Linked DNA regions of Homo sapiens: region 2 is linked to region 1. Evidence: chromatin contacts called from ENCODE Hi-C data. All regions are on one chromosome and are shown on one strand. Each heading gives the region's core, a stretch centred on a gene start or an enhancer-like site at or near the end of the contact. The rest is flanking DNA. Distances are from core to core; before and after follow the strand shown.

The links. A loop is a pair of places that touch in the nucleus more often than their neighbours do. Pooled maps may share reads with other maps.
Region 2: a loop to region 1 is called in a pooled map, with 6 times the contacts of the local background. The contact joins the enhancer-like site here to the promoter of HEBP1 in region 1. A Hi-C loop is called at or near these places in 6 of 50 pooled maps.

Annotation. Positions count from the first base shown.
Region 1 is chr12:12,997,479-13,004,275 of GRCh38, forward strand. HEBP1 (heme binding protein 1) reads right to left here and starts at 2,787. Exons shown (of 4, transcript NM_015987.5): 1 at 2,559-2,787. The coding sequence starts at 2,636. The region is part of intron 2 of GPRC5D-AS1 (GPRC5D and HEBP1 antisense RNA 1); the gene reads left to right. It also overlaps the pseudogene HTR7P1. RefSeq lists silencers at 2,652-2,801, 2,852-2,971, 3,732-3,881 and an enhancer at 4,306-4,851.
Region 2 is chr12:14,254,899-14,261,914 of GRCh38, forward strand. It overlaps the pseudogene GNAI2P1. Among named protein-coding and RNA genes, the nearest start is that of ATF7IP, 110 kb to the right of the region's middle. RefSeq lists a cis regulatory region at 2,572-3,501. Within about 2 kb of position 2,958, at least 40 of the 41 ENCODE cell types and tissues checked have a DNase peak (open chromatin) inside an H3K27ac peak, as active enhancers do.

The DNA of each region.
Region 1 (6,797 bases), core at 1,537-4,036:
ATGGTGGCCTGTGTAGCGGAAGCCAAAGCCACAGAGAAGCTCCTAGTAGTATGGATCTGATGGGGTGGAGAAGGAGGAGAAATACTCTGGTTTCTCCCTTTTTATCTCCCAGTAGAGACTCCCACTGAGCAAACGTAGCTGGGCGCCGGCTGACATCTGGCCTGGGAAACAGGCCGAATGGGTCAGCTTCCACTCCACAGGAAGACAGCAGAGCAGGGAATGGGTGAGGAAGGAATCTGAGGGCACAGGCCACGAACCAGCCCAGACCCCTCTCCGCCTGTGTGGGCCATCATCATTAATCCAAAAAGACAAAGTGAGCCCCATTCCATGACAAAAGCAAGAACACATGGATTCTTAAAGTGTTAGAATCACAGGAACCTTCATCAGGGCTGTTAGGAGAAAGGCTGTGGTTCTGAGTAGGGCAACTACTTGATGGGGAGGCCAGTGATGCTGCAGACCTTATCAGGTGCCTTTTTCATTGCCCAGGGAGGCGGATAGACAGCTCTCTGTGTTGGCTTGGGTGGGTCCTTTGGATGCTCACAGCAGGACTGATATTAATAACTGGCATCCTTATTGCATTTGTGTCCAGCCTATGCACAACTATGTCAGTTTCCCTACTCAAAATCACAGCCTCACTCCTAATACTCCCTATTCCTCACTCCCCTGCTTGCTTTTCTTCACAGCACTGATCACTATCTGATCCATGATACATTTTATTTGTTCATTAGCCAATAAAACATAAGTTCCATGAGGGCAGAGAATTTTGCTGGTTTTAATCTTTTATCCCATTGCCTAGAAGAGTGCCTGGCACATAGCACTCAAAAAACAGTTTTTGTCGAATTATTTTTAAATTGGGTGATTTCGCTAAGAATCTGGATGTATGGTTTTCCTTAAGAATTTGGCAACACTGTTTCATATATCACTGCATAGCAACAAGTGGCTGGAACTGCCGTTTAGAGATGGGGACCTGAGTTCACTCTCTGATTTGCCTCAGTCCCCACTATGCCTTATAGCCTAAAACAGCCAGCTTCATCCATTTCCATTACCTGCCTGGTTGCTGCAGGTATTCAAATGTGGGACCTCTGATCAGGGCTAAACTGTTCATTCTACATAGAGCTGGGGAAACGGAGATAAGAACAGGTGAAAGGTCTTTGGTTGTCAAAGAGTTCAGATTAGAGTCTAATTGAGGGCTTTCGTGATATGAAGATCATTGTACTAGGTATCAGAACTTGGCCCCCAGGCAATACAGTCCTTTCACAAATGAGGCATCGTATTGGGAGCTCTGTATACAGCTGCACTGTTTAAACTACCTGTCCACCAGGAGATTATAATCTAGCAGCACTCTCCTTGTTTTCAGGGGTGCAGTCCAGTTAGCCCATGTTAGCACTGATATAAATTTGGGGGAAGACAGCAATTATGCTCTTCTCACTCATTCTGTATTCTAGGTACCCAACTCCAGAGGATCTAACTGGCCAAAAGCAATGGTACAGCTCTGGGCCTTTGTGCATGCTCTTCTCTGTTGTGTGCACTCCTACACATCCCTGAGGCCCCAGCTCAGGACACTCCACTGAGGTCCCCATCATAGCCCCCTGGCAGAATTGACTGCCTCTGTGCTCCCTGCGTAGCGCATTTATATCTATTCTGCACAGATCTTGTTCTTTTACACAGTAGTCCCCCTTATCTATAGTAGATACCTTCCAAGCCCCCCAGTGGATACCTGAAACGGTGGACAAAACTGAACCCTGTATCTACTACGTTTTTTCCTATACATACATACCTATGATATAGTTTAACTTTATCAATTAGGCACAGTAAGAGATGAACAACAATAATAAAATAACAGCAATTATAACAATATGCCAGCATTGCTAAGCTTGCACTTTGGGGCCATTACTAAGTAAAATAAGGGTTACTTCAATACCGCCACGGTCGATCCGATCACCAAGCTAGCTACTAAGTGACTAAGGGCGGCTACTAGAGATAGGAGGCTGACCTTGGACAAAGGGGCATTCCGGTCCCAGGAATCAAGATTTCATCCTGCTACGCAGAATGGCCGGAAACTTAAAACTTAGGACTTCTGTATTTCTGGAATTTTCCATTTAATAGTTATGGACAAGAGCTGACCACAGGTAACTGAAATCGCGGATAAAGGGGGCTACTATCCGCAGTTCTCTAGTACTTGGGAGTTTCTTGCGACACTCATTTCTGCAACCGAGTGTCTCTCAACAAATCAAACTGTTCGGAATGTTTGGAATATTTTAAACGAAAGAATGCATTCAACAGGCAGTGCCCAACTCCCCAAGTTGGGATTCTCTCCTTGGATCAGTCTCTCCTGTTTACCCCCCTCCTCTCACCACCGGCTGCAGGGGGACCTCTCACTCCTTTCCTTCCCAGTCCAAATGCTGGGCGGTGGAGAGCCGCACTCGCGACAGACACCAGAACGCACCTTCGATAGCACATTCCTGCCCCACCTGCCCCTCAGCACCCGCTGCAGCCCCGACGAGGGTGGGGGTGGGAGGCAGCAATCCTTCAGGTCCTCGGCAGCCCTGCGGGCCTACCTTGTCCCCTTTGCTTAGGACCTGCCAAGGCCACGTCTCTACGCTTCCGAACAGCGAGTTCTTGATCATGCCCAACATGTTGTAGCCGAGACGCTCCCGACGCACGGGAGGACGTGAGGTGGCGGGGGCGACGGAGCACCACGGGCAGCGACCACCGGCGGCAGGGCGGCAGGGCGGCAGGGCGGCAGGGCGGCAGGGTGGCAGGGCGGCAAGGCGGCGGGACGGCGAGGCGGCGAGGCGAGAGGCGGGGCTAGAGGCAGGGGCCAGAGGGCGTGGCTAGAGGGCGGGGCGGCAATTCAGCCCGGCGGTGAGGCAAGGGGGCGGGACGGCGAGGTGAAGGGGCGGAGAGAGAGGGCGGGGCGGCGAGGCGAGGGGGCGGAGAGAGGGCGGGTCAGTGATGCGAAGGGCGGGCAGCAGGGCAGCAGTGCAGCAGTGCAGCAGTGCGGTGAGGCGAGGGTGCGAGGCGGCTAAGCAAGGGATGGGCCCGCCGTGGCGAGCCGCTGGGCCGTGTTCCGCCTCCTTTCGGGCTTTCCGCGGGTGTCTGGGGAGGGAACCCGGCCGCGGGCCTCAGGCCGTCCCCCTCCGCAGACCCCTTCTCTTATTCTGAGTCTAACCTATCCGCTGGGGCCCTGGAAAGCGATTCTCGCCTGGAGTGGCTTTAGGCAGCGGTGGTGGGGAACGTCCTCTCTCAGGTGCCTGGGCTCCAACCTCCGAGCCCCGGGTTGCTCACGCTTCTCCGGTCCTCTACCCGAAGGCTCGATCCCGCTGGTACAGCGGCGGCCAGGCTCCCTGTCTTGGTAGCTGTCCCTCTACCCCCGCCCCATGACCTCTTCTAGACCATTGAAAGAGCATCCAAACCACTTTCCTGCTGCCACTCTTTCCTACCATCCCTCTAAATCACAGTTTCCAGGTGACTTTTCTAAGCATGGCTTTTCTCGTTCACTCCTGTTCAAAAATCTTCTCACCAATTTTGTCACCATTTACTCAGCTGAGTGCCTGCTTTCTGTCAAGTATTTTACCAATAAATCTCTACTCCACACCACCGACAAGAAATATTTTGGAGCCATTTAAAAAGGAGGAAACGGAAGCTTCTGCCGCTGCCTGATCCTCCATTGCTCCGAGCCGCGCGGGTGCAGCGGGCTGTGGAGCCGCGGGCCGAGCCCCGCCGGAGCGCCCGAGAGCCCGCGCGTCCCGGGCGTCCGTCGGGGTCCGAGGTCCCTCCCTCAGGGAGTCCCCGCTCGGCAGCGCTCTCGCGTTTCACGCAGCGGCCGGGGATCTGGGACAGGCGGGGCCCCGAGGCCGAGCCTGGCGCTGCCCAGCGGCCGGTGCAGGCCTCAAGCTGGGCCGGGCGGAGGGGAACCGGCGAGTTGAAGCCCCGGGGCCGAAAGCCGGAGCCTGTGGCGGCCGCGGGGGTGGGGAGGGGGGTGGGGCGGCTTCTTGGGCAGCGCCACACGGCGGCGCAGTGATGGATGTTAACAGCAGCGGCCACCCGGACCTCTACGGGCGCCTCTGCTCTTTCCTCCTGCCGGAGGTGGGGGGCAGGCTGCCCGACCTGAGCCCCGACGGTGGCGCCGAACCGGTCGCGGTCTCCGGGACGCCGCATCTGCTGAGCGGGGGCCCCCGAGGTGACGGCCAGCCCGGCGCCCACCTGGGACGCAACCCCGGGCAATGCCTCCGGCCGCGGGGAGCAAATCAAGAAAGGGCCGAGAAAGTTGTGATCGGCTCTGTCCTGACGCTCATCTCTCTGCGATCGCGGGCAACTGCCTGGTGGTATCTCCGTGTGCTTCGTCAAGAAGCTCCGCCAGCCCTCCAACTACCTGATCGTGTCCATGGCGCTGGCCAACCTCTCGGTGGCCATGGCGGTCATGCCCTTCATCAGTGTCACCGACCTCATCGGGGGCAAGTGGATCTTTGGACACTTTTTCTGTAACGTCTTCTCCATGAATGTCATGTGCTGCACGGCCTGGATCTTGACCTTGTACGTGATCAGCATCGACAGGTACCTTGGGATCATGAAGCCTCTCACGTACCCTATGAGGCAGAAGGGGAAATGCATGACGAAGATGATTCTTTCTGTCTGCCTTCTTTCCGCCTTTGTCACTTTACCTACCATTTTTGGTCGGGCTCAGAATGTAAACGATGATAAGGTGTGCTTGGTCAGTCAAGACTTTGGCTACACGATTTACTCCACCGCAGTGGCATCCTAATCCCCATGTGCGTCATGCTTTTCATGTACTAACAGATTTACAAGGCCGCCAGGAAAAGCGCGGCCTAACACAGGTTACCTGGCTTCCCTCGAGTGGAGCCAGACAGCAGTAGTCACCCTGAATGGCACAGTGAAGTTCCAGGAGGTGGAAGAGTGTGCAAACCTTTCGAGACTCCTCAAGCATGAAAGGAAAAAATATCTCCATCTTTAAGCGGAAACAGAAAGCAGCGACTACCTTGGGGATCATCGTCTGGGCCTCCACCATGTGCTGGCCGCCCTTTTTCCTCCTGACAGCCAGACCCTTCTGTCTATGGCACTGCCTGCAGCTGCATCCCACTGTGGGTGGAGAGGATATTTCCATGGCTGGGCTATGCAAACTCTCTCATTAACCCTTTTATTTATGCCTTCTTCAACTGGGACCTGAGGACCACCTATTGCAGCCGGCTCCAGTGCCAGTACCAGAATATCAACCAGACACTCTCAGCTGCAGGCATGCATGAAGCCCTGAAGCTTGCTGAGAGGCCAGAGAGACCTGAGTTTGTCCTACAAAACTCTGACTACTGTAGAAAAAAAAGTCATGATTCATGACTGAAAGAGGGATAATGGAGATGAAATAAACAAGGCAAAATAGAGGTGGAAACAGAAGAAAGTCATTTGCCAAGACTGCAGAATGGAATGCAGCTTCTGTCCTTTCTTAGGATGGCTAAAACGTGACAAACAGCATGACCTGATGTACAACATATCTTATGAGGGAGATGGTGACCTCTCCTTTTTTCTGTGGATCAGTGTTATTGTGTGTTCTCAGTTTAAGATAGCAGATCATCTCAGCAGTAAGCACACTGACAGAATTGAGTTCCAGAAAGGAAGCAGTTTCAGGTTCTTAGCACATGTCCAAATCCATGCAAGTGGGAGAAAGTTCCAATGCACACTTTCCATGCTTCCGAGTCTAGGTCTCGTGGTGAATATTCAGCAATCATTCATGAGAAAGAATGTATTTTGTTGTATGACAGAAGGGTTTACCAAGCAAACTGTGGTAAGCATAGTATCGAATATGTTGCATGTCCATTTTAGAAAACAGAGCCCAGTCATCAGCTAATACAAATGATTTCCCAGAGCAGTGTTTGTTTCAAGCTTCTGTCAAATAGTTTGGCTTTTCTGCAGGGTCCCTGTAACTTCCCCACAAATGTACTTCTTTGTTAATTCACTTATTGTTATGGTGTGGCTCAGGAACAGGTCTCAGGATGGAGAGCAGCATACAACCTGAACAAAGCTTTTTCTTGTGCTCTGAAGGGTCCTGAGACGTGAGGGGGATGCCTTCCATGAGGATTTTTATCTCAGTGAAGTGCGAGTGGTACCCACCTGTATTGTCATTAACATGATTATTGGCATGTTTTTGACTCTCATTTTTCACAAGGGTGCAGTGGGGCCATGGACCATCCCATGGGATGGTCCATAACTGTATGTTATATGGAAATAGTGTGGGAATAATGGGTTTTCCATGAAAGGTTGTGATGCTTCTGGAGATGGGGGCATAAACGTGTTCATTCTTGTTGAGCAGCATTGTGTTAAACCAAATTGTGTGAAGTGGAGGTCACCTGGACCACTCCTGGGAAATGCTCCAGAACACCAGTCTGTTCCTTCTAGAAATTTGTTCTCTGTATTTATTTTTATTTTTTATTTTGAGGCAGTGTCTCACCCATCCTGTCTCCCAGGCTGGAGTGCAGTGGTGCGATCTCGGCTCACTGCAACCTCTGCCTCCTGGGTTTAAGCAATTCTCCTGCCTCTGCCTCCCAAGTAGCTGAGATTACAGGCACCTGCCACCACACCTGGCTAATTTTCGTATTTTTAGTAGAGAAGGAGTTTCACCATGTTGGCCAGGCTGGTCTCAAACTCCTGATCTCAGTTGATCCACCTGCCTTGGACTCCCAAAGTGCTGAGATTACAGGTGTGAGCCACTGTGCCCAGCCTGTTCTCTGTATCTTAAATCAACTCTGTGCCAAAGCAGTTCTGTCCCCTGACTCCCACCCCTACCC
Region 2 (7,016 bases), core at 1,708-4,207, 1.3 Mb after region 1:
TTTCTTAGGGGATAAAAGCTGTTTGACAGCATCTGCAACAAGTGGTTCACAAACACGTCCATCATCTACTTCCTCAACAAGAAGGAGCTGTTGGAGGAGAAGATCACACACAGCCCCTGACCATCTGCTTCCCTGAGTACACAGGGTCCAACAAGTATGATGAGGCAGCCAGCTACAACCAGAGTAAGTCTGAGGACCTGAATAAGCACAAAGACACCAAGGAGATCTACACACACTTCACATGCGCCACCGATACCAAGAACGTAGTTCGTGTTTGATGCCATCACCGACGTCATCATCAAGAACAACCTGAAGGACTGGGGCCTCTTCTGAGGGGCAGTGGGACCTAGCAGGATGGGCCACCACCAACTCTGTACCCCCCAACCCCTGAGGAAGATGGGGCAAGAAGACCATGGTCCCCACCTGTTCCCTGGACACTTTTCTCTTCTTTCCTTTGTTCTTAGCTCCCCCATCCCCTCAGCTTCAGACATAGGGGAGGGGTTGCCACAGGCCTCCCTGTTTGAAGCCTGCCCTTGTCTGAGGTGCCAGTAATGGCCATGGTACCCCCTTTCTGGGCATCTTTCTGGTACCCCCCAGAAGCTGTGAAGATTCTATTCTACTCAGTAGCTCTCATTATGTAAAGAGGAACCCTGAAATAAATCAGTTGTTCCTGAAAGTTCACAAGAGTAAGAAAACAGACTGAATCGTAAAAGAACTAACTGGTATAAAAGAAGAAGCCAGAAAGTAGTGGACTGGGACCAGAGAAATAATATTTGAATTTAATTAATCTGTTCAACAAATATTTGCTCCTTGCTAACATTTTGCCAGGTCCTATGCTTGTTATACAGTTTTGATCAGACAGACACGGCCCAAGGGTACTTAGAAAGCTAGTTGCGGGTGAAGGGGGAGAGCCAATGTACAAGAAAACAAATATATATAATTGTAAGTTACAGTGGTGCTACAACAGAAAAAAAGAGGTTGCCATGTAAGATGATAAGAAGGTATAAGGAATTTACTTTGGACCAAGCATTCAGGAAGGCCTCTGAGGAAGGCAAAGCTTGACCAGAGGGTAGGAGGAACTCAGAGGACAGTGAAAGGAGAGAGGAATAAGGGGTGGGGGGGGAGGGTGGAGATTTCAAGGTGGAGTGAAAAATGCAAAGATCCTAAAATAAAAGCATCTCTAAGAATCAGAGGGCCAGTTTGGATGGCTTGACCTCTACCCTTCTTGAATCCCCTTTGATACTGAACATTTTGGAAAATCCCGTGTAGCATATACTGTGTGCCTTCCCACAATAACTGATGACTCTTAAATCTCACAAAAACAAATTCAACTGATGAATTCACGTCCTTTTAACATACATTTTGAAGATTATCTTAGCCCAAACCGGCACCCACATCCTTCTGAGCGTACTGACTCACTAGACAAAGCCAACCCCTCCCCTCCTGTGTACAAAAATAGCTTTTCCATATCTACTGTTGTAATTGTTTTTTTTCCAGGGCTTTATGCTCTACTGAAACTAAACACTTAAATGAGCAATTTCACTCTGGTTTTAAGCCCAGGGGAAATGACAACGGTTTTGTCTCTGTTTTGAGACTTAGGGGCAAATTTTAAATCGTTAATATATAATTAATCCTATGTAACATCATAGAAACAAAACATCTGATTCTTCTTTCAGTATATTGCACACGTAAAATGCACATGAAACCAGGTTTGGAGAGTGATTCTTAGTAACGTAGCCTTGCATTTGTGCTTCGACATAAAATTGAGACATTCTCAAGAGGCCTTGGGACATGGTGACATGTTGCGCAGTTTGGCCAGCAGAGGGAGACCAGAGAGTCGTGAAGCACGCAACGAAGCCACACCCAGATTAGGGTTATTATCTGTCTCTTCTCTGAATTTTCAAAAAACACAAAAAGAAAATGAGAAATTCTTAAAACAAAGCCCCTTTTTTATTGAAGCAAAATCCACATAACATAAAACTAGCCCTTCTAAAGTGTGCAATTAAGTGGCATCTACCTCATTCACAGTGTTATGGAACCGTCACCTCTATCTAGTTCCAAAACATAAGAAATGTTTAAATTTTCTATAAAGGGAACTTGCAAAAACCCAGGCGTGTCCTATCCTCCTTATTTCGTCACATTCCCAGTTTTGTGTCCACCGGTATTCTGTCAGGAATGGTCCCCACGTGTTCCCCCAACAGCCTTCGTCACTGTACAATTCATAGAATCGGATTCAGGGTTACAATTACAGGTTCGAAAACCAAAAACATCCCAGTTCTTTAGTTCTTCCTCTAGGAATTGCACAGTTGCAATAGACAAGCCAGTATAGGTGACTGTTTTAAAAATTCTACACATACTATGTCATTTATCAGCAAAGAAATGAATAAATTGTTTTAATTTAAATATGGTTACAAAACGGAAATGAACAATGTACTGCACCAAAGCCCTTCAGTCTTTGATGGGAAATTTAAAGTTATTCCCATCCAGAGTGAAAATTAAAGTTATTTCTAGGTTAGGATGCGAGCCAAGATTTTAAGGGCACCATGTCAACTGGTTAGATAACAACTTTGAGGAAAGCAGAACTTAATGTAATAAAAGCAGAAGGTTTACAATCTAAATCCACTTTTTTATTAAAGAATTTAATCTGCTTTATGGGGTCTTGGCCCAGGGAAGGGTAAAAAAAAAATGCCAAACTGGAGAGGCCGGGGGAGGGGAATGGCTGTAGATGACTCTGGGAAAACAGGAGGGAGGGAAACTGAAGCGCGAATGAGGCCGGATCCGCCCTAACAAAGAGGCAGAAACTGTGTCTCAACAGCCACCAAATCCAGTTCAGGGCGGTTTGAGCCAGTTTCTGAGCTGGATTGAGAACAACAGCCTCGGCAGAGACTTCACTAGGGTGAAAGAGAAAATCCAGCATGGACTTCGCAGAAAGAACTGGATTTGGCCTGGACTCGCTGGAGCCTAAAGCTGCTGCCAGTAGTGGCAAAGTCAGATGAAATATAAGGCCTGGAGCGTGGACAGTGGCCTCTTCCAGAAAGAGAAATCACACAGCACTGTCTCTGTGCCATAATCCAGTCCGCATTTTCTGTCTTGCTGCTCCTAATTGTGGCTGGTAAGGGAAAAAGGGCCTCAGGGTATCAGTTTTCAGAGAAAGCTGTCTGCAATGTTGGGGGAGGGGAGGATTATGTGTCTCCTGTAGTTTCATGTGTGTGCCTGGTGGTGGGGGGGGGAATGTGCGAGAGGGTCTGAAGGAGAGGGAACAGCACTTCACACCCTGCAGTTCACACCACCTTTCCAACAGCTTTGCTGTATTGCACAACCTCAAAATACACTGAACATAGGCGTTGTGGGAGCGCCCCACATACAAGTGGCACTTGTACAAGTCATTATCGGACCTCCTTCAGCCCTATGCATGAAATGGCAGTACCCATACCCAATACTGTCAACATTCTCTTTTCATCTGCGTCCAGAAATACATACAAGCCGTACATGCCTTTCTCAACTAAGAGACACAGCAGTATTAGGTAACAATGGAATGATAATCCTGTCCTCCGCTCCCCTCCCCCAAGTGCCAGAACCTCCTAAGATCTGATCAGTCCCACCCTGAAATGGCTCCTCTAACACTGTCTAGTAGACTGAACTGTGGTCTGCAGCTGTGGAGGCTGTGCACTGCCTGTGGCCAAGTTTGGCTCAGAACCTTCCCGAACCAGTACAGCCCTTCCCCACCAAAAATTCCTAGGAGTTGTACACAAAGTCCAGGTCGGCCTGGTGGGACACTGTGTGTGTGTGTAAATTCCCTCTCCCCTAAGTGTCCAAAGATGTTTAGAATCTTCCAGAGGCACTAAATGCCTCCAGACCCAGGGCTTCTCTGACTGAAGTCAGCCCTGGTGCGAGCTGGGGGGCAGGGCATGGAGCTTACGACTCTCCCATGCACAGGCTCAATTATAAGCAGGGCTGTAGGTTTCAGAAATATTCCTAAGAGACTGGGGAAGGGAAAAGGAAGAAGATCAGCTGAAAGATGTGAAAATGCTATTTTATTCCTTTTACCATGGATACATAGATGGAAAATTGGAACACAATCCACTCTACATTATTAATGTGCGAAAATCAAACACACGAAACATGTTGCTGACATTTTCTATTTAATGTTTATTACACAAATAAGTAACTCATGAAGCTCTTCTACGTCCATTTCATTAACTATTAGATCTGGACTGCTGGGGATTCTGATAGGTCTTTTCTTTCTTTAGGATTTGTTTCTTTTTTGGTAGGGAACAATGAATTGCCCCACATGAAGATGCAGTAGGCTGGAGAGGATAACAGTAATAACCGCTGGGTGTGGTGGCTCACGCCTGTAATCCCAGCACTTTGGGAGGCCGAGGGGGGCAGACTGCCTGAGGTCAGGAGTTTGAGACCAGTCTGGCCAAAATGGTGAAACCCCGTCTCTACTAAAAAAAAACACACAAAAACTAGCTGGGCGTCGTGGTGTGCGCCTGTAATCGCAGCTACTCGGGAGGCTGAGGCAGGGGAATTGCTTGAACCAGGGAGGCAGAGGTTGCAGTGAGCCGAGATGCCACCACTGCACTCCATCCTGGGCGACAGAGTGAAACTCTGTCTCAAAAAATAAATAAATAAATAAATTTTAAAAAACAGTAATAACCATAATACTGAGAACTCACTATAAACCAGGCAGTACCAAGTGTTTCCTATCTTAAATTATAACATACACACCGTACATTTCCAAGTTAGGAATTATTGTCCCCATTTTAGAGATGAGGAAAATGAAGTTTGGAATGATTCGGTACTTTACCAACGTTACACATCTATAATGTGGCAGGTAAAGATTCTGGCTCCAAAATCCATACATTTAAGCTGATACTATACCCGCCACCTCACTGGCAACGGATTATAAACCCTTTTTCAGATCCTACTACGTGTCAGCCTACTTCCGGCTGGGGGAAGATGGTCATAGCGAGAGGGGAAGAATTGGTTCAGTGATGAGAACATGGTTGGTTCCTGCCTTCAACAAGCTTTCAATCTAATGCCTGTTTTTTTCAAGGACAATTCAGAACGGTCTGACAAGGGATTTTTTTTTTTCTGCCTTTCGCCCCCAGAGGCACTCTGGGAAAAAGAGTTTAGAATTTCCCTGCCATTTCCGTGCTGTGCGGGGAGGAACACTTGAAATCGGGCCTGGCGGGGTACCAGGAGGCAGCACAAGCAGGCGGGGTGGAGAGGGGCAGGGCGAGGCCCCGGGAGCCGTCACCATGGCAACCCAGTCTGCTTTCCAGAACAATGTCTCTAACCAGGAAAACAGCTCCAGAGAGCTCGCTCTTCATAATCCCCGTGGCCTGTCGGGTTAGGGAATGCACAAAGGGGAGTCTTTCTCCATAGAGAAATGACTCTTTACAAGGCGGGGAACAAAGGGGAAACATTTGTTGTATAGGATCTTTCTTTGTTATCTGGCTGAAATAAAATCAACAAAGTGCAATTACTTAGTTCCTCTCCACTCTTCACAGGAAATGAACGCTGCATTGTTAGGCAAGGTTCCTTTTTGTGAATAATATTTGCTGTAATTTTTCTTTTATCCCCATTTTATAGATGAGAGATTAGTAAGCATGAATGAACTTGACCTCTGCAAAACTGTAATTTGAGAACCAGGGCGTCTTTTAGAAGGCTTTGTGAAGGAGGCCCTGCCTTTGCCGACTTTGTGATAAACCTACCAGATAATGTGAGGAGGGTTGGTGTCCACGTGCTCGGGGCCTTGGGAGCCACCAGCGCTGGCTGGACTCAGCCGCTGCGCTCTGCTCCCTGCGCTCGCCCCTCCCCCGCACCCGCAAATGCAGCCAGGAGGAAGAGGCGAGGAGGAATGCAGGAGGCATTCCAGCCCCACCCCCGCAAGCCTCCTCCAGCGAGTTCCGAAACTACTGCTAAGTGGGCTGCAAGGAAGACAGTGAACCAGCTGGTGACTGTACTCCTCCAGGCTTTCACATGATCTACAGCCTGACTACACCCAGCGCATTGAAGGTTGTCCCTTGCTCTCTCTGAGCTAGGGTGTGACAGCCCTTAAAGATGAGGGTAACATCGCGGTAGTCAGTCCAGGCCTGCAAGACCAGGAACAACAGCAGTTACTGTATGCCTAATAACCGACGATTTTCCATCAGTGTCCACACTTACAAATAATGTCATTTTTTAATAGTTATATAAACCAGAAAGGTTAAGAGTTCGGCTACCTCGTGGCAATAAAAGTCCTGCTCTCTGTGTCTGGGTGTCCCCGAGGAGCCCAATCCATGACAAAATCGGAAAAGCCAGAACTAGACCTACACCTCTGCAGCAGTCCCTTTGTGCAGTGATGGAGGAGAGAGGGTCCCTCATTACTGGAGAAGTCATGGGTCGCACACTTTCCAGTCTACGCTAGAGATTTTGTTGCCCTAAGGTCACTTGGTGACAGGAAATGCAGTCCCTGCCCATCCCCCACCCCCAGGGACTAAGTTAAGAACCACTGCCAGAGAACCCTTGGAAGGAGTTAATTGGATGAACTATGGATATTAAATTAAGGCCCAAATATGTTGTCCATTCCACAGAAACTTTTTTTTTTTTTTTGACAGAGTTTCACTCTGTCACCAGGCTGGAGTGCAGTGGTATGATCTCGGCTCACTGCAACCTCTGCCTCCTGGGTTCAAGTGATTCTCCTGCCTCAGCCTCCCGAGTAGCCGGGACTACAGGCATGTGCCACCACGCCTGGCTAATTTTTTTTGTATTCTTAGTAGAGATGGGATTTCACCATATTGGTCAGGCTGGTCTTGAACTCCTGAACTCACGATCCACCCGCCTTGGTTTCCCAAAGTGGTGGGATTACAAGCGTGAGCCACCTTGCCTGGAAAGACACTTACATTTCAGTAGATAAAGTTAATTTACCCCGCTTTAGGAAGTCAAATTAATGGATCTTTGTAGTGAATTTCTAAAGACTCTTACATTGTTATAATCTTCCTCCCCAAAGTTTGATTCTTGTATTCAAC